3 separate regions of the Mus musculus genome follow, and regions 1 and 2 are each linked to region 3. The links are chromatin loops, found by intact Hi-C in ENCODE. Cell type or tissue: heart. All regions are shown on one strand. Links, peaks and the distances in the headings refer to the core of each region. The heading gives the core; the rest is flanking DNA. Region 1 overlaps Pik3ap1 (phosphoinositide-3-kinase adaptor protein 1). Region 2 overlaps Tll2 (tolloid-like 2). Region 3 overlaps Slit1 (slit guidance ligand 1).

Region 1 (10,441 bases), core at 1,608-9,607, 300 kb before region 3:
ATTTTTCTTTGGGTTGCCAGTTTCGATATCCAACACAGTGCTTTCTGCCCGCTGCAGGTACTTAGTTAGTCTTTGTCAAAGAAAAACCGGCATGTAATTTAAGTGATGTCTTCTTGGGAGCAACTGACTTAGTATAATTGGTGACTCCAGCTGTGGGATCTGGCCTGTCTCTAATCAGCTGATGGGGAAGATCAGGGCAGGTGTGGAGGGAGGCAGAGAGCCTTTAGTCGTCACATGCCATGTCTGTGGCGACCTGTCCCTTGAACACCAGAGTTTCTGCTTCCCTAATCAGTGACAACTTACCTTCTAGAAACTTGCGGATCATCGAGTCTTTAGTGGGCCGAGAGAAACTTTCTCCCGAGACTGGGTTACCTGCACTGGCCTGAAGCATTTCAACATCTGGAAGGAAAATGAGACAGGGTTGATGTGCTGTTCTTCCAGGCAGGCTCGTTGATTTACAGAAAGAACTGCAAGGTTGGGTAGTGTTAAGAGATTCGCACATTTACCCTTTCTCCTCTCCCTCTCCCCTTCCCTTCCTCCCATCTTCTTTCCTTCTTTCCATCTACCAATCTAGTAAGTGTTGAGCATTAAGAAAAGTGGTACCCACACCACCACAAACCTCTCCTTGGAATACGGGCCTCCAAAGACACAAATATGTTCATTTGTGATGAAAAGAATAGGTTTAAAATATATGGTTCAAAATGACACACTACAGTATGGCTTATTACATCAAAAAATGGGTACAGAAAAAATAGAGAACAAACAAATTATGATTTGTTCAAACAATGAAAGATTATGTAGCAGCTAAAAAAAGAGAGAATGTCCTAGAGATACATCTACCAACAAACTTATATTTCCAACACATAGTAAGTGCTGAAGTTAGATACAAGTGAATACATATAGTAATAGCTACACAGACTTGGAGAGCTATAGCACAGTGCTACAAGCTACCTATGAATTAATAAATGTGCAGACAGCACAAAAGTGCTGTCGAATTCCTGACAGTGGTTACCTTTGAGGAAGGAGCAAGAATGACTGGCTCCAGCCAGCCAGCAGAGGACTGTACCCAGGATCACAATACTTAGCCTTTTAACTCGCGTGTGTATGTGTTTGTGTGTGTGTGTGTGTGTGTGTGTGTGTGTGTGTGTGTGTTTTACTAAAGTTCCTGATAGATCAAATGAATCAGAGACCTTAATTCCAGCAGAGGCAGGCAGAGCTCTGTGAGTTTAAGGTTAGCCTGGCCTATGTATAGAGATAACAAAAAAGAATCCAAATATTCACGATCATATTTTAATTACTATGTTACCTTTAGGAGGCAAAGTGAAAGTTTACTTTTATATTTTCACAAATATACAGTATATGAATCATACACACACACACCACACATACATATGTGTATACACACACACACACACACACACACACACACACATACAATCACACATTGTTGCAAGGAGATATAGGCAAGACTCAGTGGTTTTCTAGGATAAGCAGTGGAGAAAGTTAGCCCACTGATCTCTTTTTGTATTTTAAGGAATTCTTCTGCCTATTTAAAATAAATGAATGAATATTATGATGCTGTCTATGCTAACATAGGATCTCTCAAATAATAATAATTCCATAACCCCAGTCCAATCATAGGAAACACGGCACATCCAAATTGAGAGTTTACAAAGTTATCAACAAGCAAAGGTCTTCTTCAAGAGAATTGGGACTGAGAAAGCATGAGAACCAGCCCTAACTGGAAGGGACAGAGGGACAATCTGTGGGTCACAACAGCTGTTGTGACTGTGAAAGAAAAGAGGATGGATGGTGGGAAATGGAGAAACCTGAACAAGATGCTAATGTTAGACAATGAGGGGCAAGAAATGCATGGACTTCGGTATTCTTCAGTTTTTCTCTTAAAAACAAAAATAGCACAAGGGCATTTTCTTCCCAGTGCCAAGTAGCAAGCCCAGGGGCTTGCATATAATAGCAAAGTGCTCACCACTAAGCTAGGTGCTCATCACTAAGCTGGGTGCCCACCACTAAGCTGGGTGCTCACTACTAAGCTGGGTGCTCACCACTAAGCTGGGTGCTCACCACTAAGCTGGGTGCTCACCACTAAGCTGGGTGCTCACCACTAAGCTGAGTACTCATCACTAAGCTGACTGCTCATCACTAAGCTGGGTGCTCACCACTAGCTAGAACACAAGCTCCAAAAAAAAAAAAAATTCCTTGTAAGGAGAGGAATAAATGAGCAGAAAGGTGACTTCAGCAGCAAAAACAAGCAAGCATGACACACGGAGAGGACCCTCTGCTGAGCCCACTCTGTCCTCCTTTGCTATCGAGATAAGCACTTTCTGATGGGTGGCAGAGCAGGCATATGTAGATAGAATGATGGAGGTAGGAATAAAAAAATCAAATTTGTTTTACTTTATAGTCTTTATACTATATAGTATATTTATGGTGTTTTCATTAATCCTTAAGAGTCTGACATTGGAAGAAGAAAAACTAGGCTTTGCCAAATGGAAGTTTGGGTATCAGATCACAGTGCATAAACCTGTCTTGATTCTTCCACTCCTTCCTTCCTTTGCTTGAACTGACATCATACCGGCAACCCAATACCAACTAGTCTTTTATGGGCTTCTACCCTGGTTCTCAACCTGTGGGTCACGACCCCCTTGGGGTTATTGCATAGTAAACAGCTTACATATCAGATATTTACATTATGATTTGCAAACATAGCAAAATAACAGTTATAAAATAGCAATAAAATAATTTTATGGTTGGGGGTCGGCACAACATGAGGAACTGCATTAAGGAGCTGCAGCGTCAGAAAAGTTGAAACCGCTGCTCCAGAGCATTCACACCCACAAGATGACTTGGCTTGACACAGGTCCGCGTCTCAGAGGCAAGAAAGCATATCTGAACTCGGCAGTCATGGTTCTAGGAAATGAGAACTACATCAGGCAGAGGCAGGAACTACCCTGGGGAAAGGTTGTACCCACAAAAGCACACTTCTTATCACGTCTCCAGAGGTGCAGCTTCCAGGACCCCCATAACCAACACGCCAGAGTCATCGCTCCCCAGAGAGACTCAGAACGCGGGTCCTTAGCAGGTTTTCACAGCTGCGTACAGCTCCTCCCACATCCAGATATGTGACCAATCAGGGGTCATTCTCATCCTAGGTAATGTTGCCTAGAAACATGGTTGACATTTGGCTCTTATCGGGTTACCAGGGTAACAAAGCCAGGAAGTCAAACAAAGGTCAAATTCTCATGCAGAAAGGGAAATGAAAAGTGTTTCTATTAATTTTGCCCATCGTTATCCCGGGTCCGCTCATTTCAATCCATTCTGCTTCTCTTTTCCTGACTATAAAATGGTGGTGGCGACGGCACAGCTCAGTAGGTCTGTCGCGAGTGTCACATGAGAAGCCTTCCCAGAGCACAGCACAGTGTCCGCAAATACGAAGGGCTGGATGAACGCTCTCTATTATTTTTGTTATTAAATCCTATACCCAGCAAAGAAAATTTCAAAATAGAAGACTCTATTTACATGTTAAGAATTTCTAAGGGGTTTGGTATGCAGCTCACTAGCAAACAGCTTGCCTAATGTGCATTAAACTGATTTTATTATTTTATTTCCAGTACCACAAAAACATTTTTTTCATGGCATTAAGAACTGAACTTAGGAAAAAAATTGACACTATAGCTTATATATCCTTATGGGGCATATAGCGATAACTTTTTTAAGACTTATTTTTATTATCTTGGTTGCAAGCCTTATTAACAGCTGAGCCATCTCTTCTATTTTTATTTGCTAAGGTTTATTTTTTAAGTTTATTTTTATTTATTATTGTTATTATTATTATCATTATTATTACTGGCATGTGTGTATGCATGCGTGTGTGTGTGTGTGTGTGTGTGTGTGTGTGTGTGTGTGTGTGTGTGATGTGTGGATAAGTGCCACAAGGGCCAGAAGAGGACATTAGATCTCCTAGACCTGGAGTTACAGGAAGTTGTGAGCTGAGTGACATAAATGCTGAGAACTGAACACAGAACCTTTGAAAGAGCCACAAGGGCTCTTAACACTTGAGCCATCTTGTCTTTTCTTTGGTGGTTGTGGTTTTAGGTTTCACGTAGCCTGGGCTGACCTTGAACTTATTATGCAGCAGATAACCTTGAACATCTGGTCTTCCAGCCCCATCTCCCAAGGGCTGGAATTACACCACTCTCGGCTCACACAATGCTAATTTGATGTATGTTTACCGTGAAGATCGGGTTAGTTAACAATTCCATATCTTCAAACAGTTATCATGTTTTTGCTTGAAAGTCTCTGAACTTCTTTTAGTTCTCTATAAATATATAATAAACATTTATGAACTGTAGGCACCTTACTGACCAGAGAGCAGAATTTGTGTCATTCCCAACCAAGTGGATACAAGTGGCAAGATTCTTTTTTTTTTTTTTTTTTTGGTTTTTCCGAGACAGGGTTTCTCTGTGTAGCCCTGGCTGTCCTGGAACTCACTCTGTAGACCAGGCTGGCCTCGAATTCAGAAATCCGCCTGCCTCTGCCTCCTGAGTGCTGGGATTAAAGGTGTGCGCCACCACACCCGGCTTTTTGTTGATTTTTTTTTTAAATTTTTATCACAGCCACTCTAACTGGACTGAAATGCTACCTCACCGTGGTTTCAATTTGCATTTCCCTGGTGAGTCACGTTGAACATTTTCATATATTTGCTGGCAATTTGCATATTTCTAAAAAGAAAAGTCTAAAGTCTATATTAATTTCTGATCAGTTTCGGGTTTGTTTTTTTGTTATCTGAATTGTTCATATGTTTTAAACACCATTTTTTTTCCCTTTGGATACAGGGTCTCTGTGTCTGGCCTGGAGCTCACTATGCAGACTGGGTTGCCCTTGAACTCACAGATATCCACCTGCCTCTGCCTCCTAAATGCTGAAACTAGAGGTGTGGAACACCACACCTGGGTCTAACGTTTTCAAAGATTTTATTTCTGTCTATGTGTCTTTGTGTCTTGGGGAGCTCGCACATGTGCGAGCTCCAGAAGAGGCGATGGGCTCCCCAGAGCTGGAATCACAGAAGGTCGTGAGCCACCTGTGGGTGTTGACAACCAAACTGAGGTCCTCTGAAGGACCAGTGTTCTTACCCACAGAGAGCTTCTCCAGCCCCCTGGACACTAAACTTCTATCAGATGAGCATTCACCCCCATTCTGTGGATTTTTCTCTTTAATCTTGTTCTTCTTTGCTCTATAGAAAGTCCTCAATTTGATATAATCCCATTTGTCTATTCTTGCCTCTTGCCTCTTTTTATTGAAATGCTGGGTATTGAACCTAGGGCCTCACACACGCTGGGCACTAGAAAATACCACTGAGCTACTTCCTACCTCATATTCGTCTTTTTTTCTTTTTTCTTTTTAAGAATAAGTTGGCTTTCATGCATGCCTTCTGCCTTCAACATGAGTTTGAGAATGTGTTTCTCACAATATTTGAATTCTCATCCATGATCTCAAACATTATATTTTCAATTTCCTCATTGAGACACACAGTTTTCTTATAGTTAAGTATACTTAAGGCTTGAGTAAGGTCTAAATACAACATGCCAGTCCTTACAACAGGATCACGCGTGGAAATCTGACTTGGTTTGCCAAACATTTTCTTTGTTAAGATTCCAGGACACCCAAATGTCCTCTTTTCTAGAGGGCTGGATAGCGCCCGCTAGGTGGCGCTATCCAGCCCATGCTGGCCCCATTCTGTGCATTGGTAGAGGCTGTTCTTAGGAAGGAAGCCTAAAGTCAGAGGCTATGAAGAGTCAGTAACTAGACAGCGAGATGAAGCAAGGGCTTGGGGAAGAGATGAAGGAAGTGTACAGCTCCAGGACAAGGCAGTAAAGGCCAGGAGCCAGCCAAAAGTCTGCATTCAGGGGACAAAGCAAAGTCAGAGAAAGGCAGCAGCTGAGAAACCCAGTAAACAACAGAGGCTTGGGAGACTGTCTACTGGGCATCAAGACAGAGGCACTGGAAACGGCCTCTGGCATCTTGAAGACTTACGTTTAAATGCTGCCTCTGACTCCTACTAGTTCTAAGTCCTTGGGCAGGTTCCTTGAAATAGGTAAGCTTCAGTGTTCCATCTGCAAAGCGGGGATAAACCGCAGGGCGCCTGCCTCATAGGACGGCTGAGAGAGATGACTAAGACAATGTTGATGAAAGCACTGAACCAGTGCGAGATACCGAATTCCTAGTTGTCCTGATTATTCTGAGGCAGCTTCGTTCTGAGGCTACGGAGACAAATACCACTAACGTGACACGAATCCTACACTTCTGTGGTTCAGAAGCCAAAGCGGGTTCTGATGGCCAAAATTAAGGTTTTCTCCTCTATGGAAAACTCAGCATAGATTTCATCTCTTTTCCTGGGTCCGGGGTTGTCTACATACCTGGGCACCAGGCCCTAATCCTGTTTTCAAAGGCAGCAATGCCAGCTTTTCTCACTGTGCCATCCATCTCTTCTATCCTCTGGTTCCCTCTTTTACTCTTAAGGACATCCGTAGTTATACCAGACTCACACAGAGAAGCCAGGCTAGTCTCCGTATCGCAAGGGCAGCTGGCTAGCAAGCCTAATTTTGCCTGTAAGCCTGAGTTCCCTCTGCACATGTCAATAAAACACGGCCACACACTGGGAGCACTACTCTGTCTCCAAGGCTGCTGTGAATTTCTTCCTATGTTGGGCTGGAGAGGGGGCTGGGATTGTGACGCACTGAAGGAAGTCCCTTGTGCTTGCACAGACCGGGCAACCTTGCCTCCAAGGACATCGGCTTTTGCCACCAGTGTCTGGATGTGTATACCCTTTAAGTGGAGGTCCGGAAAAATATTTTCTGTCCTTTCCCATTCAAAACATGGAGGTTGTCCTTTGACTTAATGAAACATAGAAATCTGAAACCTGTTGCATCCAGAAGCCAGGTAGACAACAAGTAGCACCGGAGTGACCAAAAACCGCAGGGAGTTCTGTGGGCAAAGGGATTTGCTGAAGCAGACACGGGGGGTTGGGTAAAGCAGAAGAAGAATACATCCTTGCATTCCAGGATGTTCAAGGTTTTGTGATTCAGACTCCGAACACTTCACCTTCACCACTTGTCAGCTAAAAATAACCTGAAATGCGTCGGAAAAGTGCAAAGTTCTTTTCATCTCAGCAGAAGAAAAACAACAACAAGAAGAAAGCAACACAGGTCGCAGTCTCCTCCTGGAAGAGCCACTGCAGGCTCACAACAGATGCTGGGGGGTTGATCTTGAAGGATCCGTTTCTGGGATGCAAGAAGCTCGCATTCAAGGTGGCAAAACATCCCAGCTGGCACTCAATTAAGGAACGAATCAACGGTGTCACAAATTCCAAAAGAAACCTGTGAGATTCACCTCTCAGGACAGAACTTTGGTGTAGATGGCTTAGCTGGAGAGGACACTCACTCCATCCAGATGACATGCCAGTACCATATAAAGCCAGGAAAACACCAGGGACTAAAGGACTATTCCAGAAAAGCTCTCCAACCCTAAAAACCAACAAGAGCCCTCTTCTACCCTCCAGGAAGTATCTTTTGTGGCCAAACAAGAAGTCTTGGTGCAGGAGGCACACAGTAGGACCTAAGATAACCTGGAGCTTTTCTGGTCCCAACTACACCCGAATAGGTTAGGGTGACTGATGACATCAACGTAAAAGCCTAACTTTTCACATATGGATGGAGAAGTAATGGGAAGGAGAGACACACAGGAGAGAAGAACAATCTGAAATCAGAGGGGTGGGGAGTGATGTCTGGCATTAGCAACGAGGAAAATGGGGCAGAAATGCCCAGGTGAAAAGGTGGGGCAAGGTCTAGCCTGTGACTTTACACATGGTGGGCAAAGCAGCCCTGTCATGCAGGAGCAGATCTACAGAATTTGGGGTCCATGGGACATAGACTCTGGGAAGCAGGGATCATGACAATTTATTCACTGGCTGTTTATCGCCTGGCACCATGTCCCTTACACACAGGACAGATCTGATAAGGATTTAATAAAGATTCGTTGAATGAATGAATGAATGAATGAATGAATGAATAGGTTAAAAAAAACTTACAAAGAATAAGCATGTGCTATGGTAGAGTTTGGGCTTTGTGAAGGAGTCTAGGCATTGCTCAGGCAGAGAAAAAAGGCAATTTAGGCAGAAGAACTAGCATAATGTATACTGATATGAAATAAATGGCAGCCTGGAGAAGCCAGGGAGCTATGACCCCACCCTGGCGTCTGCACTCGGCAGTACCTAATCGATATCTCACTACATCTGCCACCTCCCCCCAAAAACCAAGAGTATTGCATTAGAATGTGGACAAGCTAATCTGCACTTGGACTTCCACAAAGTCTGGGATGACATCTCATTTTCTAGCACCTCTATTGGCTGAGCACAGCCTATGCACAGTACTGGGCTGGGTGCTGGGGAATGACAGGAAGCTGTAAGTCATTCTTATGGAAGCCAGGGGCTCAGAATCAGAGAGACATATAATTAATGACAGCCCAAGGTCATTATTTATGCGCAGTGCCCAAAGAGGGACATGGCTGGTAGGCTGTTGTGGGTCCAAAGCAGGGTGAGGCTGGCTGTTGGTGGTAGAGAATTTTATCTCATTAACTAACCCTACAACATCTAATCCAGTGTTTTCACCAAGCAGGGAGAGGTCAGGAAGCACCCAGTGTCCTGACCTGACCCCTAGATGGTACAGATCTGACCTGGTACCCAGAACTAATGCCTCTGTTGTAGTTCCAAGCTCTGCTCAACAGAATCTTCTCAAACGGGTCACCAAGGGGATGTCTGAGCCTCTGCAGCTGCAGGAAGGGAAGATTTCTGGACAAAAATAATGTCGATGGGGTATGGGACATGTCTCCAAAGCCCACCCATAACTGGACAATTTTGCCTAGAGTGAGACCTGCAGTGTTGGCTGCAAGGTCTTTCACAGCGTCCAGCTGTGCCCCCCGGCTCAGATGGAACCTGGCTCTTAGCAGGGACTGTAAAATCAGAGAGCTCGTGCAAAAGAAACCACAAAGTAGAGTTGACCTGCCACAAGACCACGGTTACTACTAGGGAATTGCTGAGGGAAGCCAGTAAGATGGTTGTGGCCAAGGCAGTGCGCACTGCCACTTGCAAACCTCGGCTGGGGCAGATCCCAGAAAGGTCAGGGGTCAAAAGAAAAGTTTTATTCTAGACAACAGAAAGCCACTCTAGGATTGCAGCGACACCTGTGAGTTAGAAGTTCCTAGCAGCGTGATGCTGTACCTTATGCCACGTAGACAAAGGTGAGACTCTGAGATGTGTAAGTAAGCAAAGCTATAACGCAGCAGCGGGTTACCCTGGAAACAGACTGGACAAGGGCCTCCAGGCACTAGCTCCCCAGGTTTCCAGAGCAGAGGCATTGATTGGGTGATGCTGACAAAAGAAAAGAAAGACTCCCATCACAGGACGTGAGGACCATAACCCATCCTCAAAGGCAAGGATGGAGGCACAACAAGCAAGCATGTTAGGGGCAGGTGCCTCGATTTTTATCCAGTGATTGAGCTGTTTTATCTTAAACAAAGACAGTTCTTACACAGCGAAGGTGTGCAAGTGGATGGTTTGAAACTCCAGATCAGAAGCAGCAAAACGGAAGACCTGGAGGCAGAGACACACAGTCACCGCCTGGTGGCAGCATATCTAAGCTAAAGACTGAGAGTGTGAAAGGGTGTGTGTGTGGTGGTGGTGGGGGGGGGGGTGTGCACTAAGGGTGTGTGACAACACGTTGGTGGAGGTGGGGGCTGTTGCTCAGGGAGCTAAGGGAGTGGAACAGAGCCATAATCCCCAGGTCAGACCTCCAGTTTTTCCTCTTAGCTCCCCTTCATTAAACACTGAGAGCTCCTCTGTGACCTTCCTACACAGTGGTTGTCTGAGGCTCCCTTTGGGGAAGAACTCATTTTTCCCAACGCTAATCAATAAAAGGACATATTTGTCCCAACAACAGTCACGGGCTCATACTAAAGCCTCCGGTGAACCAATAGTCTGAGTAAGTGGTGAGTGACTTTCCCTAAAACACTGATTTTAAGCCTCTAAGAGTTACCATTAGGAATGACAATAAAGGTGTGCATTGACACACCTGGCTATTCAGACATACAGAAGCAGCTCCCGAGGCATGTCCGCCCCAAGGGCAGCAAACACAACCCCAGAAGGACAGGTTAGGGGGTCCTTTACCCTACTGTGGTGGCAGACAGACTTTCCTCTAGGACCTGAAGACTCAGATTCCTGAGCCAGTTTTCTCCTGATAGACTTAGGGATGTCACTAACTCTTGGACCATGTAGTTTACTCCCTGTAAAGCAGAGGCTCGTGTGGTTTGGTTCTGTGGTTGCTGGGTTCGACCTGGGGAATAATCCCTTCTCTGCTGGTCCAGAAGGATG
Region 2 (10,441 bases), core at 1,027-9,026, 520 kb before region 3:
CAACAGCAGTAATAACAAAAATGCCCAACATACACTGAGTAGTTACCACAGAACGGGTCCCTGACACTTCTTAAATGATATTGTCATCTAAGTAATTCCTACTCAAGCTTACAAGAGCATACCTGTACCCCAGTTTACATGCAAAGAAACAGGCTGAGGCAGCTCACATGCCTTGTCACTCAGCAAGAGGCAGATTATGACCCAAAGGTCTGGGCACACACTGTCCTCTGTGTGTGGAGAGGTAAGGGCAGGGCAGTGATTGAGGCTGTGCCTCAGCTGTCTCAGGCCTCCTCAGGATGCTGGAGGGGGAAATGAACGGGAATTGGGAAAGCCCTTGGGAGAGTGTCTAGCCCCTAGCCCCCACCCCCCACCCCAGGAAGTGTCAGCTGCTATAATTACAATCACACGTGACCTCCAGTGTTGGCTCTCATCTTGTGATTCCCGAGGCTCTGGCTGTGTGGACTTTTCCATGGCCCCCTGCCTTCTGCAGCAAATGAGGTTCTGTCTCCACTCCATCCTCTCCCTGCTTTTATCCCACCCTATATGTGCCTTGGGGGCTATGGGTGTCACCTTGAGAGTACTCGGTACTCTCTTGCCACTCTAGTTGTGGTGTCCTAGGACAGTTCATACTGTAGCTTCATCCTTGTATTTCATGGGGACAACCAAGACCTCAACCAGAACTCTTAGGTGCAAATTGACTGTCACAGCCCAGTACAGGCCTCTCCTCCTTTTTCTTCCTCCTCCTCCCCTTCCTCCTCTTCCTCCTCTTCCTTCCTCCTCCTCTTCTTCCTCCCCTTCCTCCTCTTCTTCCTCTTCCTTCCTCCTCCTCCCTCTCCCTCCTTCCCTTCCTCCTCTTCTTCCTCTTCCTTCTTCCTCCTCCCTCTCCTCCTCTTTCTCCTCCTCTTCTTCTTCCTTCTCATCTTTCTCCTCCTTCCTCCTCCCTCCTCCTCTTCTTCCTCCTCTTCCTCTTTCTCTGCCTTCCTCCTTCTCCTTCCTCCTCCTCCCTCTCCTCTTTTCCTCCTCTTTCTCTTCCTCTTCCTTCTTCCTCCTCCCTCACCCTCCTCCCCTTCCTCCTCTTCTTCCTCTTCCTTCTTCCTCCTCCCTCTCCCTCCTCCCCTTCCTCCTCTTCTTCCTCTTCCTTCTTCCTCCTCCCTCTCCTCCTCTTTCTCCTCCTCTTCTTCTTCCTTCTCTCTTTCTCCTCCTTCCTCCTCCCTCCTCCTCTTCTTCCTCCTCTTCTTCTTTCTCTGCCTTCCTCCTTCTCCTTCCTCCTCCTCCCTCTCCTCTTTTCCTCCTCTTTCTCTTCCTCTTCCTTCTTCCTCCTCCCTCACCCTCCTCCCCTTCCTCCTCTTCTTCCTCTTCCTTCTTCCTCCTCCCTCACCCTCCTCCCCTTCCTCCTCTTCTTCCTCTTCCTTTTTCCTCCTCCCTCACCCTCCTCCCCTTCCTCCTCTTCTTCCTCCTCCCTCTCCCTCCTCCCCTTCCTCCTCTTCCTCTTCCTTCTTCCTCCTCCCTCTCCTCCTCTTCTTCCTTCTCATCTTTCTCCTCCTTCCTCCTCCTTCTCCTCCTCTCTTTCTTCCTCTTCTTCCTCTTCCTCCTCCTTTCCTAGGTCCTCTTGCTAACATCCATGTGTCCTTACTACCCTCACATATAGCTTCTCTGCCTCTGAGTTCTGTGTGCAAACATGGAACTGTACCCCTCATCAGGGCCTTGCACCTCTTCCTCTGAGGAGATTCCCAACCCTCTCAGCTCCATCCTGCCTGGTATGGTTTGACCACACGGCATTTGTAGGCCTCCTTGCTCAGAACCTACAGAGGGCTTTCCGTCCTGGTCCACTGGACCTCAAGCTTCAGCCATTATTCGTGGTTCACTATAACCAAGGCTGCCTGACCTGGCCCACCAGTCACCTCCCCAGACAGGCATGGATCCTGCCAGTCTGGTTTTATCTCAGTCTTTGTGAACACTGAGACCCCCCCCAATCCAAGTTCATGACGTCCCCTCTTATCCAGACCTTGGTTACTTTCTTCCGAGTCATACTAGTTGCACCCCAGCCCTTCAGGTCTGGCCCAGACAACACACATTGGGCAGGGAGCTTTTTCTCACTGCCTTAGGCCCCCTCTCCTCCAAATACCGGCCCTTGTCAAGCAAGCCGGACCTAAGCTGGGTCTTAACAGGACGTTGTCTTTCTAGTCTTCCCAAGCAGGAAGAAGCTTATGCAATGCTGGGTGCTATCCAGGTGGCCTCTGAGCTCAGGTCAGTGTTATGCCCATAACACAAAACAGAGCTTGCTCAGAGAGAGACTGCCTGACTCAAAAGTCAGAGACGGAACTCTGAGTACCTGTAAAACAACAAATAATAGACCTGCTTCAATGCTGAGCACTGAGACAGAGATCCAAACACATCACCCAACAGTTCAGATGTCAGTGGGATGTCAGTGGGATGTGACCAACAGGCCCCACGGCGTACTTTGTGGTGTCCTTGAATGCTGATTCCTGGCTCATAGAACTTAGAGTAAAATTCTTTGTTTTAAGCTGCACTTGATGTATGACAACCTGTTGGGGTATCCCCAGCAGATGAACCGGGCTACGGTATAAAGACCGCTAACAGGATGCAGGATGGAGAGGAAGTTGGAAAAGGAGGAGAGGAGGCTGCAGGAACCCAGGGTCCAGGAGCCTTACGGGCCTCTGCAGGCCCGCCCCACCTGCCTGAGAAGAAGTGAGCCCTGAAGCCTCGCTTGGAGACGGTGTTGTCAGACTTGAATTCCACTCGCATGTTGTTGCTCTGCGATGTGATGACCTCCGGGGTCTCGGAGCCACAGAATTTGCCGTGAAGCTTGGCATCTGGGGACAGGCCACTGCGCACCTCTACGAAGTCATACTTACAGACCTGTGAAGGAACAGGGACCAGGGCAGTATGCTGCCCCTCAGTTACTCCATCTGTGTATCTCAGGAGCACTGATGTCACCTCCCCCCACCCTCTTTGTGCCCTCTTGCCACCATAGTTGTGGTATCCTCTGACTTTTGGATTGTAGCTTCACCCTTGTATTTCACGGTGACAGCTAAGACTCCATCCAGAGCTGTTAGAATACAAACCAGTGGCCACAGCTCAGTACAGTCCTCTCCTCTCCCTCCTCCCTCCCTAAGTCCTCCTGCTGGTTTTCATAGGATCCATTGTATTTTATAATTCTGTGAGACACACCTCCTCCACCCCAAAACCACACCCTTCCCTGTGGGCAAATGGGCTCAGTCAGATGTGGAGCTCCATTCCTCTGCATTGTCGCTATGCTGGTGAGTGCCAGAGGGTGACAGGGACTTTGGCTTTCCAGCTGAAGCTCTGTGAGGTCCCACTGCCTGGCAGCATAAGACAGGACCCCTGCTTGTTTCTCTACTCGTTAATCTTGTGGGCAACCATAAGGCATTGACTTCAGCAGTAGGCCCCTGCTGTTAGGAGGTGGCCAAAGAGGAGACAGCATGGGAGGAAATGTCTTCAAACTCTGGCCACCATCCAACTCTACCCTAGTCTCATGCACACAAACCAATGCTCAGAAGATGGAGGACGTAGTCTGAAGTCACCTGGCTCAGCAGCGGTAGAGCTGGGACTAGAGCCTACATTACCTCAGGTGCCTAGAATTCACCTTGAAAACGACCTAAATGATGAATGTCTGCTCAGTTACTTTCCAATATCTAGTTTTTTCTCTCAAGTACTCACTTTGAACCTTGATTAGCTCCAGAGCCTTCCGTGCACTGGCTTTCCCCCCCGCTTTGTGTTTGTTTTATGTTTACAGATGTGTTTTATTTTTAGTTATAGATGTGTGTGTGTGGATGTGCACGTATGCGTGCAGGTGGCCGTGGAGGTCAGAAGAGTTATGCGCAGTTGTGAGCTACCCAGTGAGGTGCTTAAAATTCAACTCGGGTCCTCTGTAAGAGCAGTGCTTCCTCTTAACTGTTCAGCCATCTCTTGAGCCTCCTGGATCAGGATTTTTGGTGTGGACATCTCTCTTGGTAACCTAAAGGACTGATGGAGTGGGAAAGGGCTAGGCTACTGCTGTTGTTAAAGTGACAGTCCCAGCTGGGCTGTGGCAGGGATACACAGAGAAGTACATGTAGCCCCAGGGGCTCATACTATCCCCCGGTGCAGGCATGGGATGTTCCAGTCACCAGTCTGCTGTGGGCCACCGTGTAATCCTTCTCTAACTTGATTATTCATAGCCACTTCCAAGAGAAAGGAACAGACTGGTTATCGTATCCTTGTCTGCTACTGGCCCTCAGAGCCTTTATCCCCCTCAGCTGGACACCAGCCAGCTCCCAGCTCCTCACACTGGAGTTTAGATCTGTCCTGACTGCTCTGCCCCCAGTTCTTGCTCCTTTACTCTTGACCCCATCTTCCTTGGACTCAGTGAAAAGAGCACACAGTGAAACTGTTGTGAAAACCTGCTCCCTTTTCCACAACCTCCAATTTTGCCTAGTCTGCGCCCCCAGGTCTCCACCAGAGGTGGCAACTTCACCCAGGCCACCTTGATGCCCAAAGAGCCTGTTCTAGCTCTGAGTCACATCTCAGTACAGCCACATCAGAGTCACAAACACAGCCACAACACAGTCACAAACACAGCCACATCAGTCACGGGGCTGAGACCTACGTCATTGCCTTCCAGCTCAAAGGCTTCGAACTGCAGTGAGATGCGGTACTGCACGGGAGCCACCACCTGCCAGACACAGTTCTTGTTGGTGGGATACTCCTTCGGCCATCCAGGGCTGGTGATGGTGCCGTTTAGCTTGGTAATGAAGCCACCACAGGCCACTGCATGGAGGGAAACATTTTAGATTCATCTGTTTTTGGTTCCAGGTGACTGCAATTTCCCCCCGAGCATCAGGAAGACCTGCTGTCCTCTAGTAATCGGGAAGAAGTTAGATTGTCTGAACTGACTCATTCCGTTTTTCTAGTTGAACAGTTTTCACTGAGGCTTTGGAGGAACGAGCTGGGGACATGTCTACTGTTTTTTGGTTTTTTTGTTTTGTTTTGTTTTGTTTTGTTTTTAAGTGATGACAGCACATTTGACCTGTCACACAGTAACACAGTCTGGGTCTCCACAGGTCTTGGACCAAAGGAGAGTTAGAGATGTCTGCGTCAAGCTCCTCACTGTGCCTGGCTTGTGTGAGCCTTCATGTAGGTGGGTAGGTGGGCTGAACCCAGGCCGTGTGGGAAAGGCTATCAATGGAGTCACGCCAGAGTGATCATAGCTCCTGGTGGTCTTGCCATGACAACCACATGAATGGTACACACCCACAGCAGGCAGCAAGCTGCAGCCTCTGTCCCACATCTTCAAGGGTGGCTGAAATCTGTTATGTTTCTGATTGTCCCCACTTGTTTCCATTGTTATTCCATAGCCAGCCACCTGCCCATCTCTGTCCTCACTTCTCCTAAAACTTGTCTCCCAGTCCCTGGCATTTCAACCTAACAGGTCCAACACCAACCTTCACATGTCTTCTTGTCGGCAGCCAGTTCGTAGCCAGGGTCACAGGCACACGTGTAGCTGCCGAGTGTGTTTACACAGCGCTGCTCACATCCACCATGGTCTGGCCAGGAGCACTCATCCACCTCTGTGGGGAGGGAAGGTGACAGGTCTAAATTGTCACCAAGATGTACAGTCCATTTCCTCCCTTCCATATCCTAGGGCTCTAGGTACATTCCTCTATGACAAAAGCTACTCCTAGTAGTTACCTCCTAAAAAACTCCCTTGTCAACACTCAACAGTCATACACAGCTACAGTCAAAGGTGGGATCCTGCTCACATAAGCAGGGCATCTAGTTATCCAGGATAGAAAGGGCCTGGCCTGGAGAACAGAATTAAGCAAGGTATATATGACTGGCTTTATAAATCTCACCAGGTTCCACACCAGGGGCTTCATGGAAATGCCCTGGAACTTCTTAGAGGCACTTATTAAAGGATGTTAATAGAAGGATGCATTTATAGATGAAGATGTACCGGTATCCTAGACAGAACTAGAAGTCAGCTGTGAAGCATTTTTTAAAATAGAAATTTATAAGGTGCCACAGAAAACACTGGCCTCTCGAGGTAGCCACTATTCCTGGGAGAAATTGTTGGGTAGGCAGGGAGGAGGCTTGGGAGTGGGTAGCCTGAGACATTCAGGACAAGCAGACGTCTAGTAGTGTGCTCAGGGCATTAAACAGAAGAGAAGGATGCTATGAGCTCTGACCATGGTCAGAACACAGGAGTCACTGGAGAATCCCTCAAGAGAAGTTAGCTCCCAAGCCATTGAAGTAAGGGAAGTCCTTAGCATTGCCCATCTCTAAGATGACTATTAGAAATAGCAGGAAAACCATTCCCTTGTCAGGCTATGGTATGTCAGTCCATGAGAGCACACAGGGTGTGCTCTGCCTCTGCCAGAGGAGTCTAATGAAGAGACCATTCAACATAATTAAAAATGCAAAGTGGGCGGGACAGGAAGGGGGCTGCCGATCCGTGGCCCCAAGGGAAGTAGAGGCAAGGAAGCATGAAGCTGTTGGGCGGACCTTGAAAGAATGAACTCCAAGAAACGAAAGAATTCAAAGTGACTAGGAGTTGGGAATAACCTGAAAAGACAGCCAACCCTACCACCATGGACAGGATCTCTTTAAGGGTGGCTTCTCAGACCCTTGCCTACTTTTTCTCAGAGGTTTCCTTGGGTTGTCTCGCTCCTCAAACTCTCAGCTCATTGGTCCTCCATGAATGTAATGCCCTCTCTACTATTTTTTCCCTCTCTGCTTCCCTCTTCCAACTCAAACGAACCAACTTCTAGCCTTCCTCCTTGTCTGTTCAGCACACACTCCTTATCAGCTTGATCGCCCTTCTCCAGTGAGAGGATAGCTTGTCCATACCCCAGTGTTTCACTCAGTGGAGAGCACACAGAGTAACCATGAGTGTCAGGTGTTCTTGGGCTCAACAATGACTGAAATGAGTTGGTCAGTGGGTGCCAAAAGATGCTCTAGGCAGGGAGGTGAAATTGTCTGTGGCCATTAATAAATGTAGTAGTAACCATGTTGAAACAGTGTTCAAAGCAACTATTTACTCATTGTACTGAAATATGCAAAGCACTTTCTTAGGCATCTAGACATTTTTCAGAAATTTTGGAGTAAGGGAAATATATAGGATAATATGGAGCAGTAGAAAGAGATCAGGATTCTGGGCAAGTTGGGTCAGGTTGGGCCAACCAATACAATCCAATCATATAGACTTGGATGATGGTTATTTGGCTTCTCTGAGCCTTCCTCTACTTTTAAAAACAACAAGAGCGGTGTTGGCTTTTGTGGCGATTGAAAATTATGCGCATGAAGGACTGGTATATTGTCGATGTGCAGGGCTGCATTTCAGACAACTCTGGTGCAGTTTCTGCACCTCCAGGAGTTGGAAAGACAATGATGGGAAGGGTAGAAGGAGAGACAGCCTGGGCAAAAGGGCAGAGGAGGTGAGGAGGTGAGGAGAGGGGCAGGGGCAGAGGCAGGTGAAGAGAGGGGCGGCAAGGATGGCTCAGTGAAGAAGGAATGGGCAGATGAGAGGGGCACAGCAGGTCTAAGAAGTGGACCAGAGAGCAGAGGAAACTTAGGAAAGATTCCATGAGAAAGGACAAAGATAAATAAAGACCCAAGAGGAAGGGAGGGGAGGCCCTGATGCCCGGAGCTGGGATGGTTGTGGGCAGGGCACAGAGGCAAGAAAGAGGGCATCACCATTTCTCAGCCTAGTTATTGCCAGATGGAGGGGGAGAAGCTAGAGAAAGCAGAGAAAGCTCCACTCTTGCAGAGACAAAGGGATATGCTAGCCAGGGAGCTGGAGAAAAGCCTCAAGGGCAGTGGGCTGTGTTGCTGTCAGTGGCCCTGTGCCATTGATGATAAGTGGCAGGCAAGCGGGCGCCATTCTTGCCAGGGTCTGATTGGCTACGTGGCCTCCACAGTGCCACCTGTGCCAAGCCCACTGGCTCATGATCATTCCAAGCTGGGTACGCTTTCTAAGGAGCTCTGGGATCATGCAGGTAGAATGGGCCGGAACCAGAGCTTAGCCGGGTATAACCACGGCTCTGGCTTCTTTCCATCCTCTAGGTACACTGGAAAAGAAGGAGCCATTCTGTGGCTCAGACGTGAGACCTGGAAAAGATCTTAAAGGAATTTCAGAGCGTTAAGGGAAGTTAGAGCACACCCCAAGGCTTTGAAGAAAGCCTCCCTCCCCAGCATCCCCTATGGTCCCTCTGCACTGGAATGATAGTGTGTAGGGATTCAAGATGGTTGTCACGCCCCTTGGACCAGCCAAGCCTTGAATGCCACCAACCTTTCTTGAAATCAGCAGAAGTGTAAGGCTCTGCCTGCTGCCTAGCCAATTGGCTCGAAGAGGGGCTGCCATCTGGCACTAGGGGATCAGTGCTGAGGCCAGCTGGCACCCCGGCCAGTGTTACAGGCCAGCTGGGCCCCAGGCGAAGGCTGTTGCCAACTGGCATGAAGGCACAAGGTTCTCTGGCTCACCCCAGCTCTGCCACAGGCTTTGTGGTTATGCTTCCAGTTCCCTCCTTCTGGCAAAGACACATGAGCCAGATACTGCGATCTGAGGCATCCTACCGTGGCCTCGATGGTCGGAGGAAACCAGGTGTTAAGATTTTCACTCCTTCTGCATGCCACGAAAGGGAAGAACAGTTTTTTTTTGTTTTGTTTTGTTTTTTTTTGTTTTTTTTTTTTTTTGGTTTTTTTTTTTTTTGGTTTTTCAAGACAGGGTTTCTCTGTATAGCCCTGGCTGTCCTGGAACTCACTTTGTAGACCAGGCTGGCCTCGAACTCAGAAATCCACCTGCCTCTGCCTCCCGAGTGCTGGGATTAAAGGCGTGCGCCATCACTGCCCGGCTAAACAGTAATAATCCCACGTCTCACGTGGAGCCCAAAATAAAGCATCTCCGAGCCATCGTTTCTTTGGAACTTCACAGTGCAACACACTTTCTTCTTTCTGTTCTACAAGGGGAAACTGAGGCTTTGGTAAGGACGTGAGGCTGCCTAGCAGGGTGGTTTGTCTGGAAGTCAGTTCTCCTGATGTCAACCCTTCAAGGGAAACCTAGGAAAAGTACCTAAGAAGAGGTGGGGCCAGGCACAGTGGCTCACATCTGTAATCCCAGCATTCAGAAGCTGAGGTGTCAGAATACTCACGAGTCCCAGTGAGGTGCAGGCAAGCCTGAACTACAGTATGACATCCTCCCTCAAAAGATAAAATAATAAAACAAAAAGGAGGTCCAAGGAAGATAGGGGTGGGAGAAGACAGGAAGGATTGGGATTCTTGTCTATCACAGCCAGGAGATGTGGGAGAGGAGGGAAGGGAAGGAGCAGTCTCCCTGATGTGGATATGGGAGGCTGGACATCAAGTGGTACCACAATAAAGAGGCCACACAGAAGGAGCTGCAAGGACCCCCTATCTCTACCAAGGGCTGGTGGCATGTTCCTGGGGACCCAGCCACAGTGTACCAGGCCTAGGGAATACTCCTGTGTCCTTAAGGGTGGTGTGCATCCTTTGAGGGTCCTGAATGGCCTTTTTGAGAAACCATGAAAGCCCCTCCTTATGCTGGATCGCCTCTGTGGCCTGGGTCTGGTTCCATCCAGGATATTTCTCCTCTTTCTGTCCTCACACCTCAGTCTCTTGGGCACCAGCACTCGGGATGGGAGACAACACCTTTGGAGTGCAAGACCTGGGATGCTTCTCTGGCTCACACCTAGGGTGTCAGGCAAGGCTGTAGAGGGTCTGGGGTCTGGGGTCAGACAAGGTTTAGATGCTTAATCTGCCACTCATGTCTAAGAGTGACCCTGAGCCACCTTTCTCAATGCTGGTCAATAATCCAAACCTAAGTGACAGGGTTATCACAGGAACAAAATGATGTCAGGTAAAGCAAGTGGCTTCCACAGGCCCTGGGATGCAATGAGCTCAGTTAATGAGGCTGCCTGGCATGTGTTATTATTAAATCAGGGTTTCACTACGTATACTTAGACCCAGTAAAATCACTAGGCTTTGAAGACTGGCTTCAGTAGGTAAAGTGTTTGCTGTGTAAGTCTGAGGACCTGAGTTCAAATCCCCAGCACCCACATAAATGCCAGGTGTGCATGGCAGGCTGATTGTAATTCTAACATCAGAAGGAGCCTTGAAGCAACCTGACTTAGCTAGGTTAGCCAAAATGAGAGACCTTGTGTCAATAGATAAGGTAGAAAGTGTTTGAGAGAGACTCCTAAGGTCACCCTCAGGCCTTCACATGCACATTCGCATACGTGCGCATGCACGCACACACCCACCCTTCGAAAGAATCACCAATAGCTTCTTTGCAGAAGCCGACTGGAGCCTGATTCTCACAGGGACGAGCCCCACAGGGAGGGCTCTATCAGCAGTTCAAGATGAACAGCCTCCTCCCTGCAGGAGCTTTGCTTGCTGCTAAGGT
Region 3 (10,441 bases), core at 1,568-9,567:
GGGATCGTGTGCTTAATCTCGTTGTTTTACTTTAAAATGGCAATAATATTTATCATATCTATGAGACTGTCTCTTTTGCATGAAAAAATAAACTTACAGTAAAAAAAATGTAGCTGTTGGTCTAAGAAAATTTGTGCAGATGGCATTTACATCTTTTCTGGAGGGCAATGCAAGTAAAAAGGTCTGAAGGTTATGCCACAGCCGCCTTTTGCAGTTTGATTTTAAGCTAGGGTGACAGGATATTTATACAGAAAGTCCCTACTGGCAAAATCTAAACGCATTAGGGAGGTGGAAAGGAGGTCTCCCCTCCTACCTGGTGCTATAGGCTGCCCGGTTGCTGGATATGTAGGGCCACCCCACCTGTCCCCTCTGCCCTGAAGGGGCATCCCAGCCCTGAGTAGGAGCTGAGGAATGGACCAGGCGGGAAGCTTAGCCTGAGCTGCTGCCTGCCCCTGAGGAGGGCCTGCCTATTGTAAGGATGCGTTTCCAAGGCAACTCGGGAGGAGAGGCACTTAGCGCGCTTTATTTTTTACATCTGGTAATTTGGGTCTGCAGAGGTAGGTTTGGCCATTTCCGCTCGTAGATTCAACATCATTTTCTGAAGAGCCAATTTGTTCAGTAGGCAATTTATCTCCAGCAACTAAGTACTGTGTTCCTCAGAAAAGCTCTGGGAGGCCAGGGCTGGGGGCTGGGGCTTCCTGGGGAAAGCAGACGCGCGCGCGTGTGTGTGTGTGTGTGTGTGTGTGTGTGTGTGTGTGTGTGTGTGTGTGTGTGTGTGGTGTGTGTGTGTGTGTGTGTGTGTGTGTGTGTGTGTAAAACATCTGCTCTGGAGGGGTTCAGATACACTATGTGGGGAGCACAGCTGTGCTCAGAGCATGGGAAAATACGGTGGGATTCCTCCCTACAGTGGCCAGTCAGTGAGAGTTGTGTGAAGGTAGAACCCCAGAAGGGGTGACCAGAATGTGGCTTCGCTTTTGGTCATCTCAGCTATAACACAGGGCTGGCTAAGGCCTGCTTGGGTCCTGGCATAACCTCTAGAGACTTGATCGGCTTAAAGTGGAGGCTCAGGAGGGTGTGTGGAAATTTAAAAGAGTCTTAGATGTCCCCAACCATTTCCTGCCACTACCATGGCGTATATTCTTGGCTATAGGTTGCCAGCATGCAGAGAGACACTCCTGGCACCTTCACCAGGAGGCAGCCCCACCCAAGCCCCAGCTCCCTGTCCTGTGAACCTGTACTGTCTGGTGCCTGCTGTCCTTCAGGGCTTCCAGGTGAGAGGAGCCTTAAAGAACCGCTGACGATAATTTGGAGCACAGGTCTGTTCCAGCCTCATCTCCAGCACGAGGAGACTTGGACGCTGGGCCCAGCAGCGGTCCCCAACCCCATCTCAGGCTCCAGGGAACTCACGTGAAGCCAGCATCCTCGCCCTCCTGGGCATGGCAGGTCCCCCCATTTCCACATGGGTTGCTGGAACAGCCGTCCAGAGACACCTCACAGTGTCGGCCCTGGAGGAAAAGTTAGCGGTGAGGACTCCAGGGAGAGCCTAGGGGGTTAGCATGATCTAAGACAGAGCCTTCAGCAGCTCTGCTTGTCTGCCACGGGGCTGCCTGCTCCCTCTTTCCTTCACCCATCCACCCAATCACCAATATGACCATCTGTCTACAGGTTGGTTCGCCGGTGATAGGTCCACTCACACATCTGTTCTGAGGCAGGGAGGAAAACAACAGACCCAGCCGTGCCAGGGATGCCTCGCAGCAGAGAGAACTCTGTCCCTCCAGCTGCAGCCTCCACTCACCTTGTAGCCACTGGGGCAGGTACACCTGTATACCTCAAGAGGGTCATTGTGGCAGGTGCCCTGGTTCTGGCATGGGCTGGACAAGCAGGGATCACACTTGGCCTGAACTGCCAGGCTGGGGGGACCTGTGGAAGCAGGGAGAACATTAGCAGAGGAAGGGCACGTGTGTAGGCATGAGGCACTACCCTGAGAGGTCCGGTCCTATGGAGGCATACCCTCCCAGGAGACATGCCTCACTGCCAGTCTGTGACGGTTGTGCTATATCTCCCAGCCCAGTCCAGCTTTCCAGCTGCAGAGCCCACTTTACTAAAGGGTCACTGGAAGCCCCTGACTCACATACAGCTGTGAGAACCGTATGAACAGGTAGGCAGGGCTCAGAAGGTGGAAACTGTACACAGTGGTAGGGTCACCCTAAGAGGCAGAGAGTAGCAAAACCATGACTGTTCACTGTCCCTGATTCTGCCTTTCACACCCTCAGAAGCAGACACTCCAGCCTGCAGCCTGCTCAGCAGAGAGGGCACTGTGAGCCCGGGCTTGGCTCTGCAGGGAGCCTATAGGGGGGTGGATCTACATGCCTTGAGGTTCTTTCTCTTGGAGTCTAAAGAGAAGAGAATCTTCTGTTACCTCTAAGCTACACAGGCTCTCCTCCAGACCTCAATCACTGGCGAGAATAGGGTAGCCTAGCAGCAATGGTACCTGGGTGCCAACCATGAGGGACACAAACGTTTTGTAAGAATGAATAGGAAAACCTGGCCACTCAACTCAGGCTCCCTGCTGAAGGCTCCTTCTAGAAGAGGTAACATATCAGTAACATATCAAGACATGCGCTTGAGTGGGAAAGCAAAAACAAAACCAAGACAAAACAAAAAAAAAATGTTTTCCACAGGACAGAGGCTGCTGGCGGGATTTCCAGGCACAGATGTGTCGTCGGTTTCTTAGCCCAGTACTGGTACGTGAGTGAACTCAGTGATCATGCATCGGCCCTTCCCTCATGTCTGTGTACCTTTCTGTTGTCATATTTCGGTTTAAAAGTACATAAAAAAAAATACAACTCAGCTCCACTCTGCCAACTAGCAAATGCCATGCACCTATTAGCATAGATCGGCTTGCTCCTAGGAGCTGCCACATTGTGGGCCCTTGGAACTATTACAGCTGTGACAGCTTCCTGCACACAGGGTGGCCTGGGCCACCTCATTAACCTACAGCTGTCAGTTTCATTTCCGATGGCAGTCTCTGAGCTTGCAGAGGGCAAGGGCCATGCCCTGGGGTCCCTAGGGTCCTCCCCTAACTCCCCCTGCAAACAAAGCTGAGCCCAGGCAGCCACTCCGCCACCTGTCTTTGCTTCACAGGGTTCTGTAGGGCCTCGGGGGAGCCTGATCTGCCAACCAGTCTGTCAATCAGTCCCTGAACAAGTATTTGTAGATGCTGGAGGCAGAGATCCTCAGCACGGGCCACCGGTCACACCCTGATTCTCTGTGCTACAAATGTCCAGAAAGCACCAGCTGGTCTCTCAGTCCCACCAGGGACAGAGGGGGCTTCAGCTGTTTGTCCGGCACAGTGCTTACCTTCAGGGAAGTCTGGGTGCCTGTATTGCCAGGAGCCTGGGAGCTTCAAAACTGCTGTTTTGATTTTTCTTACATAACCACAGGGAAGAATCTAAGCCTTCAAGGCCTGGGATTTTCCGCCTAGCTGTTTGTATGTCGGACATCAAGATGGAAGACAGCCATTCTAATCAGAAGAGTCTCAAGTATATCATCTGACTCACCTAGCAGCGGGACCCAAGGACCCGGGAGTTTCTGGAAGACCCCACCGGGGCTAGGCAAATCCTGGGGTCCCTGGCACCCACCACCCCTTCTCTCATGCCCCTGGGCTCACCTTGGCATTCAAACTTCTTGGCAGGTGTGGTGAGTAACAGTTTGCCCTCCATCTCTGGGGGTCCAGCACAGCGGGCAATGCCAGGTTCCTTGTAGCCAGTCTTCACCCAACTGGAGAGCCACCGGAGGCGGCAGTCGCAGTACAGGGGGTTGGCACCAATGGCCCTGGGACAGGCAACAGAGAAAAGCAGGCATTCCAGTTTCGGAAGCTTTTATGTCACTGAGGACGCAGGTCCCAGGTCACCCCCAAGCTCCATTTTAAACCCTTGCTGTGCCTCGTCACGAAGACAGACTTGGGGAGACTGAGTAACCAGCTTAGAGCAAAGGAAGGGGGAGATTTAGGTTCGAAACCATGCTGCCAAGGCCAGAAGCTCTATATTCAAGAGCCTCCACAGGCACTGGGGAGAGGGTAGCCAGCATCTACCCCTGACCAGAAATGGCCTCTGCTTCTGCCGTTACACATCCAGTGCTGTCATTAATCCCACATGCAAGCTTCTTCGTGAAATTTGAAGACGTGGAATTGAGCATCTCGTAGAATATGTAATTTCCCTGGGGCCACACAGCGGCAAAGAGCAGCCTCTGGGTCTAAGCCCTGAACTGCCTGACCTGGCAGCCCATCCACTTTTGTTTTCACTCTCATTTTCAGCTAAGCAAAGACCACGTGCACACACATTCTTACTTGCAAGCCTCGTTCAAACGCCACAGGTTGCTTTGAATGCTAAGTGTCTTGGAAACATGTGAGCAACCGAGCGCGCGCGCACACACACACACACACTTGTTTGTTTATTTACTTATTTATTTTGGTTGGTTTGGCTTTGTTCTTTGGAGAAAGGTTTTCACTATGTAGCCTTGGCTGGCCTGAAACTTGGCTATGTAGAATCTGCCTGCTCCTGCCTCCTGAGCGCAGAGATTAAAATCGGCACTACCTCAGGGTTTTGTTTTGTTTTGTTTTGTTTTGTTTTGTTTTGTTTTGTTTTGTTTTAAAGGACATATTCCAGTGTTACTGCTGGGAATGCAAACTGGTATAACTCTAATTACAGATGTCTTAGATCCAGAAATAGTTTCTGGAAGTTTCTCTCTACAGATGCATATACAGACATGTGAGATGGTGTGGTTTGTCAAAGAAAGCCTGGTGCTCCGGTCTGAATGCTCCTAGAATGCATGTTGAGACTCTTCACCAGGCAAGTGCTGAAAGGTGGCCTTTAAAACAGGTTGCGGTCAGGAGGGCACTGTGCTTACTCCCCCAGAAGTGGGCCAACTGGCAGGAGTGGATGTCTGGTGCCTCATGGCCATGTATCCATGTCATGTGACTTCTCAGTCCTGCCTCTGCCATGTTGTCACACGTGTGCCTGGACTTCCAGTCTGCAGAAGCAGGGTTGAAATAAACTCTTCTCACAGTCATTTTTCCAGTCTGTAGCTGCAGACAAGGAACTCGGACCTGGAAACTGCAGCTGTCCATCATCAAGCAACTGCTTAAACTATGCCATGTTCACAGTAATGCAAGTCTCCTCCACGGAAGGGTACAGGAGGCACAGTTGCCAAACTCCTGTGTGTGGCCTTCTAGCCCTGCCCCACACAGACACATATGGTTTCTATCTACCGTGCATGACATACAAGCAGCTTGCTTTCTTGTCGGCAGACAGCAGGGCTTGGAAACCTTCCAGGTTGGCATATAGGAATCTGCCTCATTTTGCCAAAGTGCTTTGCAGCATCTCTGAGAAGAATAGACACCCTGTGGTTTAATGAGCAGCTTCCCTGTTGTTGGACAGTCCAGCCGTTGAGACAGCTGTGAACACTCTTTTACCCATGGCTTTGAGAAGTGTGAGCCTCCCTCTAGAACAGATGCTTATCAAGGGAACCCAGATGACAAGAATGGATGTCACATGGCTGGGCTGCCCCAGCAGGCTGTGTCAGCTTCCATGGGCCAGCATCCATAGTCAAGCCCTCGCCCTCGCATCTACACCTATCTGAGTACTGCCAGCTGCCCAGCCCTGTACCAATGCTATGGCAAGCTCGGAATCATTCTCCATTCTCAGGAGAGGCATAAAGACAGGATGTGAGTGTAATGGCAAGAAGGGCTAGAGAGTTCTTCCTGTCAATAAACAGATCTGCGCCTGCAGCACCATCAGTATCAACCGATTTTAAAACCCCAAGGTTGTGTGAGGTTAGCAAGAAGGGAGAGGTGTGTTCATCGGGTCACCGGATACCCAGCTGCCCCCCACCTGTTCTGGACTGCAGAGGAAGTGAACCCCAAGACAGGTACAGCCCGGTCGATGTGGCTATGGTTCTGGACAGGAATCTCCCAAAATAGCACAGCTGACGCCATGTGATCTTATAAAACAGGCCGAGCAAGACTTGGACCCCAGCCTACCACAGCTGCTCCCTGCCCGGGTGACCTTGGGCATTCTCCCTTAACATCTCCGGGGCTCACTTTACGATTCAATAAAGAGCCTGCGATCAAGAGGGGAAGAGAGGCAGGCGCTGATAACCCAGAATGGGTGCCGAGGGAATCAGTGCAGCTCGAAGAAGGAGGGCAGGTGCAACCTTGATGTGTATTTAATTTTCTCTCCTCGTGTGCTGACAGCATCCATCCTGGTTAATGGGCCGAGCAAGACACCATCCCCTTCCCACATCAGTACCAGCCCTGACACAGAGGACGGTCGGAGGCAAACTTCAATGTGTAAAAACAGACTTCTTAAGACTACAGGAGGTATATATTACAGTGTATATATTACAGATCTAATGGTCTATTTGAAATACTTACATTTGCCGTATTATTTTTCAAATTACTAAAAAGTACAGTAGATCATAACCATGACATTAAAAAGCTGAACATAGAACTTTAGTGAACTCTAGTGGGTAGAAGTCAACCACGAACAGGGTCTTGATAGAAAAAGTGCTCGAAGCACCTGAGGTCATCTGGAACTTGGGGCCCTTGACGTGACTCAGAGCTTCAAAGACATGCCACAAACATCAACAGAGCCGCACCTGGGATCTCAATGTCCCTTCCCAGTTCATTCCCCAAAACCACAGGGCCGAAGTCTCCTACAAGCCACTCAAGCGTCCTGGCTTATCCCACATGCAGTTATTTGTTTCTGTCCTGAGCAGAGGTCAGCCCCTCACTCACCATTTTAAGCTTCCACTTGCCCAAGGCTGGGTCTTCCCAGTTGAGAACCACCTGTCCCCCCTCTGGTAGTTTCTACCGCTCTCTTTCTCCTGGGAACCATCTTGTCCAACAGAAGCCAATGTGAACCACAACTTATATGTTTTTCTCTTCCTCTCTCTCTCTCTCTCTCTCTCTCTCTCTCTCTCTCTCTCTCTCTGTCTGTCTCTCCCTCCCTCTCCCCTCCCTCCCTTCCTTTTTCCTCTTTTCTCCTCTCTCTCTCTCTCTCTGTCTCTCCCTCCCTCTCCACTCCCTCCCTTCCTTTTTCCTCTTTTCTCCTCTCTCTCTCTCTCTCTCTCTCTCTCTCTCTCTGTTTTTGTTTGTTGTTTTATTTGAGATAGGGTTTCTCTGTATAGCTCTGGCTGTCCTGGAACCCACTCTGTAGACCAGGCTGGCCTCGAACACAGAAATCTACCTGCTTCTGCCTCCTGAGTTCTAGGATTAAAGGCACACTGCACCATGCCTGGCATAACTTACTTATACATTTTAATCAAAAGTTTTAAAAAGAAATAAAATCAGAAGGCTAAGGTAGGAAGACCAGAGATGTCAGGTCAGTCTAGCTATGTAGTATGATCCAGTCTCGGAATATTTACTAATTCGTTAACCTTTTTAAAAAGTAAAGACAACTGAGAGTTTATCCGGAAGTGGAGAATGGGTAGGACCCAGGGAGACATAGCTGGGGAGGGCAGCAGCCAGGCTCTCTTCCAGTCCAAAGGACTGTGGGTTGGGAACACACTCTGGCGTCCGGCAAGATTATAAATAGCCCCGTGTTGTTGGTCATTAGTATAACTCGGGCGCACTGAAACATTAGCTGTGTGGTCTGCTTATGCCTGCTCTATTAATGGAGCCTAGCCTGAAACAGCCTCTCCTGTCTGCGGTCAGAATAATTCTCAAGCTGTAAAACCCTCTACCTGCCCAACCCATTCATGCGTTTCTATGTGTGTGGAACTGTCTTCATCCCCTGCACCCAGAGGCTGCAAAAGCGGTGCCCTGAAACAGGAGCCATTAATTCCAGAGCTGGACCAGACACTAGCCACCCAAACCACTCGCTGTGTCAGTCAGCATTAACTGAGTCAGGCCTGCCAAGCACACGGGAAGGGCACAAGCCTTCAGCACAAAGGAATGCCGGAAGAAAACTATCATCCATCCTAAAATAGAATCAACTTCAGTTGAGTATATTCCCTTCCAGCCTGCCTGCTTCTCTCCTCCCTTCCTCCCTTCCTTCCTTCCTTCCTTCCTTCCTTCCTTCCTTCCTTCCTTCCTTCCTTCCTTCCCTCCTTCCTACCCTCCCTCCTTCCTATTTCTTCTTACCTCCTTCCTCCCTCCTTCCCTCCTTCCTTCCTTTCGTCCATTGACAAGCTCCCGTTAAGTAGCCTATAACTTGCCATCTTCTCAGTCCTGGGAGCACAGGCATATACATGGCCCCATCAATTTTTATGTTCATATTTGTATCACATTAATTATTCTGCATGTCATTGAATACAGATTACGGTGCCATACAGTCATTAACTACTCACTGTTTTATCATATGGGCGTGGCAAGATGTAATGAATCATTTCTACTGAATTTTCACGCCCACTTCTCAATGAACATTGAGAAATTAAGCTTTCTAGTCTGTAGCAGAATAAAGGCAGCAAAATGCAGGATTGTAGCAATGAAAGGACAGTGTTGGCAAGCTGTGGCACGAGCCATGACAGACACGTAGCCTTTTGGCGTTGGACTGCAGGTTAGACACCTGAGCTGGCATATGTCTTCTGATGGATACATGGGAGATGCTGTAGTTTGTACCCTGGCCTCGCCTCTTCCTTTCTTCCCAACTATCATGGGGTCAAAAACTTCATCATCCACATGTTCCCAACATGATGTGCAACCTTACCACAGGCCCAAAGCAATATAGCTCCCCAACTATGGTCTGAATTCTCTGAGGCTGTGAGGCAAAAATGAAGTTGATTGTCTCAGGTATGTTGCTATGGTAATAGAGAGCTGACTAACATTAGCGGATGGTAGGCTAATGGACAAATGACCTTAACTGATTTCTTATGAAATAGATCTGGCCTCGGGCTTGATAGCACTTTTTCTCCCAAAGACAGCTATAGGATCAAAGTTAGTTATGACAGCTTTAGGTTTGCTCGTTTAGGACATGTGCTGTCTGACCCTGGAAAGGAAAGTGGGGGACAGCGTTGAACTCATTGGCACAGGAAAAGACTTCCTGAACAGAACGCCATTAGTTCAGGCACCAAGATCAACAATTAACAAGTGGGACCTGAAAAGCTTCTCTAAGGCAAACGATACCATCATCCCGACAAAGCGGCAACCCACAGAACGGGAAAAGAATTTCCCCAGCTACACATCTGATAGAGGGCTAATATGCAGAATATAAGAACTAAAACAAACCAACCCAATTAAAAAATGGAGTGCAGCTCTAAACAGAATGCTCAATAGAGGAATTGCAAATGGCTGAGAAACACTTAAAGAAATGTTAAACATCCTGAGTCAGCAGGGAAATGCAAATCAAAACGACCCTGAGATTCCATCTTACACCTGTCAGAGTGGCTGAGATCAATAAAACAACTGACAGCTCATCTTGGCGAGGATGTGGGGCAAGGGGAGCACGGCTGGTGGGAACGCAAACTTGTACAGCCGCCGTGAAATCAATATGGCAGTTCCTCAAGAAGCTGGGAATCGATCTACCTCAAGATCCAGCTAACCCACTCCTGGGCATATGCTCGAAGGACCCCGCATCCTACCACAAGGACACTCGCTCAACTATGTCCGTGGCTGCTCTATTCAGCCAGAAATGGAAGCAACCTAGATGTCCCTCAACAGATGAAAGAATTAGGGATTTGTATGTAGTACATTTACACAGTGACGTACTACTCAGCCATTTAAAAAGAATGAAATAAAATCAGGAAATTCACGGGGAAATGGGTGGAACTAGAAAAAAAAAATCATTCTGAGTGAGGTAACCCAGACCCAGAAAGACAAACCTGGTATGTGTTCTCTTATGTGTGGCTATTAGCTGTTCCATCAATGAGAAACAGACTACAATTCATAGAACCGCAGAGGTTAGGGGTAGTGTGGGGACTAGGAGGGGACAGATAGATGTCCCTAGGAGATGTAAATAGAATATGTAGTTATGGATGGGGGACAGGGACTGGAACAGGAGGATAAAGTTGGGATAGGGAATTAAAATGGGACTAGGAGAGAATCCAGGAGAGGCAGCTACAATTAAGGAACATTTGAGAGGTCATAAGGAAACCTAACATAGACGAAGCTCCCTAAAATATATACATATATGAAGGCAATGTCTGTTTTAAGATCACTCTCACTTTACAGATTAAAATATGGGAAAGGTGATTCTCAGAACCAGGGACATCTAAGATGGTTGAGGGGACACTGAGAAAAACTTGGGATACCAAGGTTCTCTGATCTAAGTATGCCCACCCACTCATGCCCTGGAAGTGGAGCGGGCTCAGAGGTAAAGAGCCAAAGCCGCCCATTCACAGTCCATGTGCATGCCACAGCCAACGCTACCAGGAAACGCCAGGAAGATGCCTTTTCTGCACTCACCCAATCTCTAGGGTGAGGACAACCCTCCTCAGCCCCAGG

What was found. Peaks named below come from ENCODE experiments on the same cell type or tissue, not always from the same donor. Only the 100,000 strongest peaks of a DNase experiment are listed, where the experiment ranks them.
Region 1: a loop joins it to region 3, with 2.6 times the contacts of the local background. A loop is called at or near these places in 13 of 42 quality-filtered maps.
Region 2: a loop joins it to region 3, with 5 times the contacts of the local background. A loop is called at or near these places in 2 of 42 quality-filtered maps.

What each region holds. Positions count from the first base shown.
Region 1 is chr19:41,308,133-41,318,573 of GRCm38, forward strand. Pik3ap1 (phosphoinositide-3-kinase adaptor protein 1) reads right to left here. Exons shown (of 17, transcript NM_031376.4): 9 at 304-399. Among named protein-coding and RNA genes, the nearest start is that of Gm52406, 31 kb to the left of the region's middle. In heart, for the core only: a CTCF peak has its summit at 5,691 (motif pointing right); a DNase peak (open chromatin) is centred at 3,069; H3K4me3 peaks cover 937 bases; H3K27ac peaks cover 221 bases.
Region 2 is chr19:41,093,154-41,103,594 of GRCm38, forward strand. It overlaps Tll2 (tolloid-like 2), which reads right to left. Exons shown (of 21, transcript NM_011904.4): 14 at 5,466-5,591; 15 at 4,631-4,791; 16 at 2,700-2,880. Among named protein-coding and RNA genes, the nearest start is that of Opalin, 21 kb to the left of the region's middle. In heart, for the core only: no CTCF peak of the experiment used is centred there; a DNase peak (open chromatin) is centred at 8,428; H3K27me3 peaks cover 800 bases.
Region 3 is chr19:41,612,995-41,623,435 of GRCm38, forward strand. It overlaps Slit1 (slit guidance ligand 1), which reads right to left. Exons shown (of 37, transcript NM_015748.3): 26 at 3,671-3,834; 27 at 1,796-1,920; 28 at 1,408-1,505. It overlaps Gm52407 (a long non-coding RNA gene), which reads left to right. Exons shown (of 2, transcript XR_003952938.1): 2 at 1-88. Among named protein-coding and RNA genes, the nearest start is that of Gm52407, 14 kb to the left of the region's middle. In heart, for the core only: no CTCF peak of the experiment used is centred there; DNase peaks (open chromatin) are centred at 3,060 and 5,987; H3K27ac peaks cover 1,125 bases; H3K27me3 peaks cover 859 bases.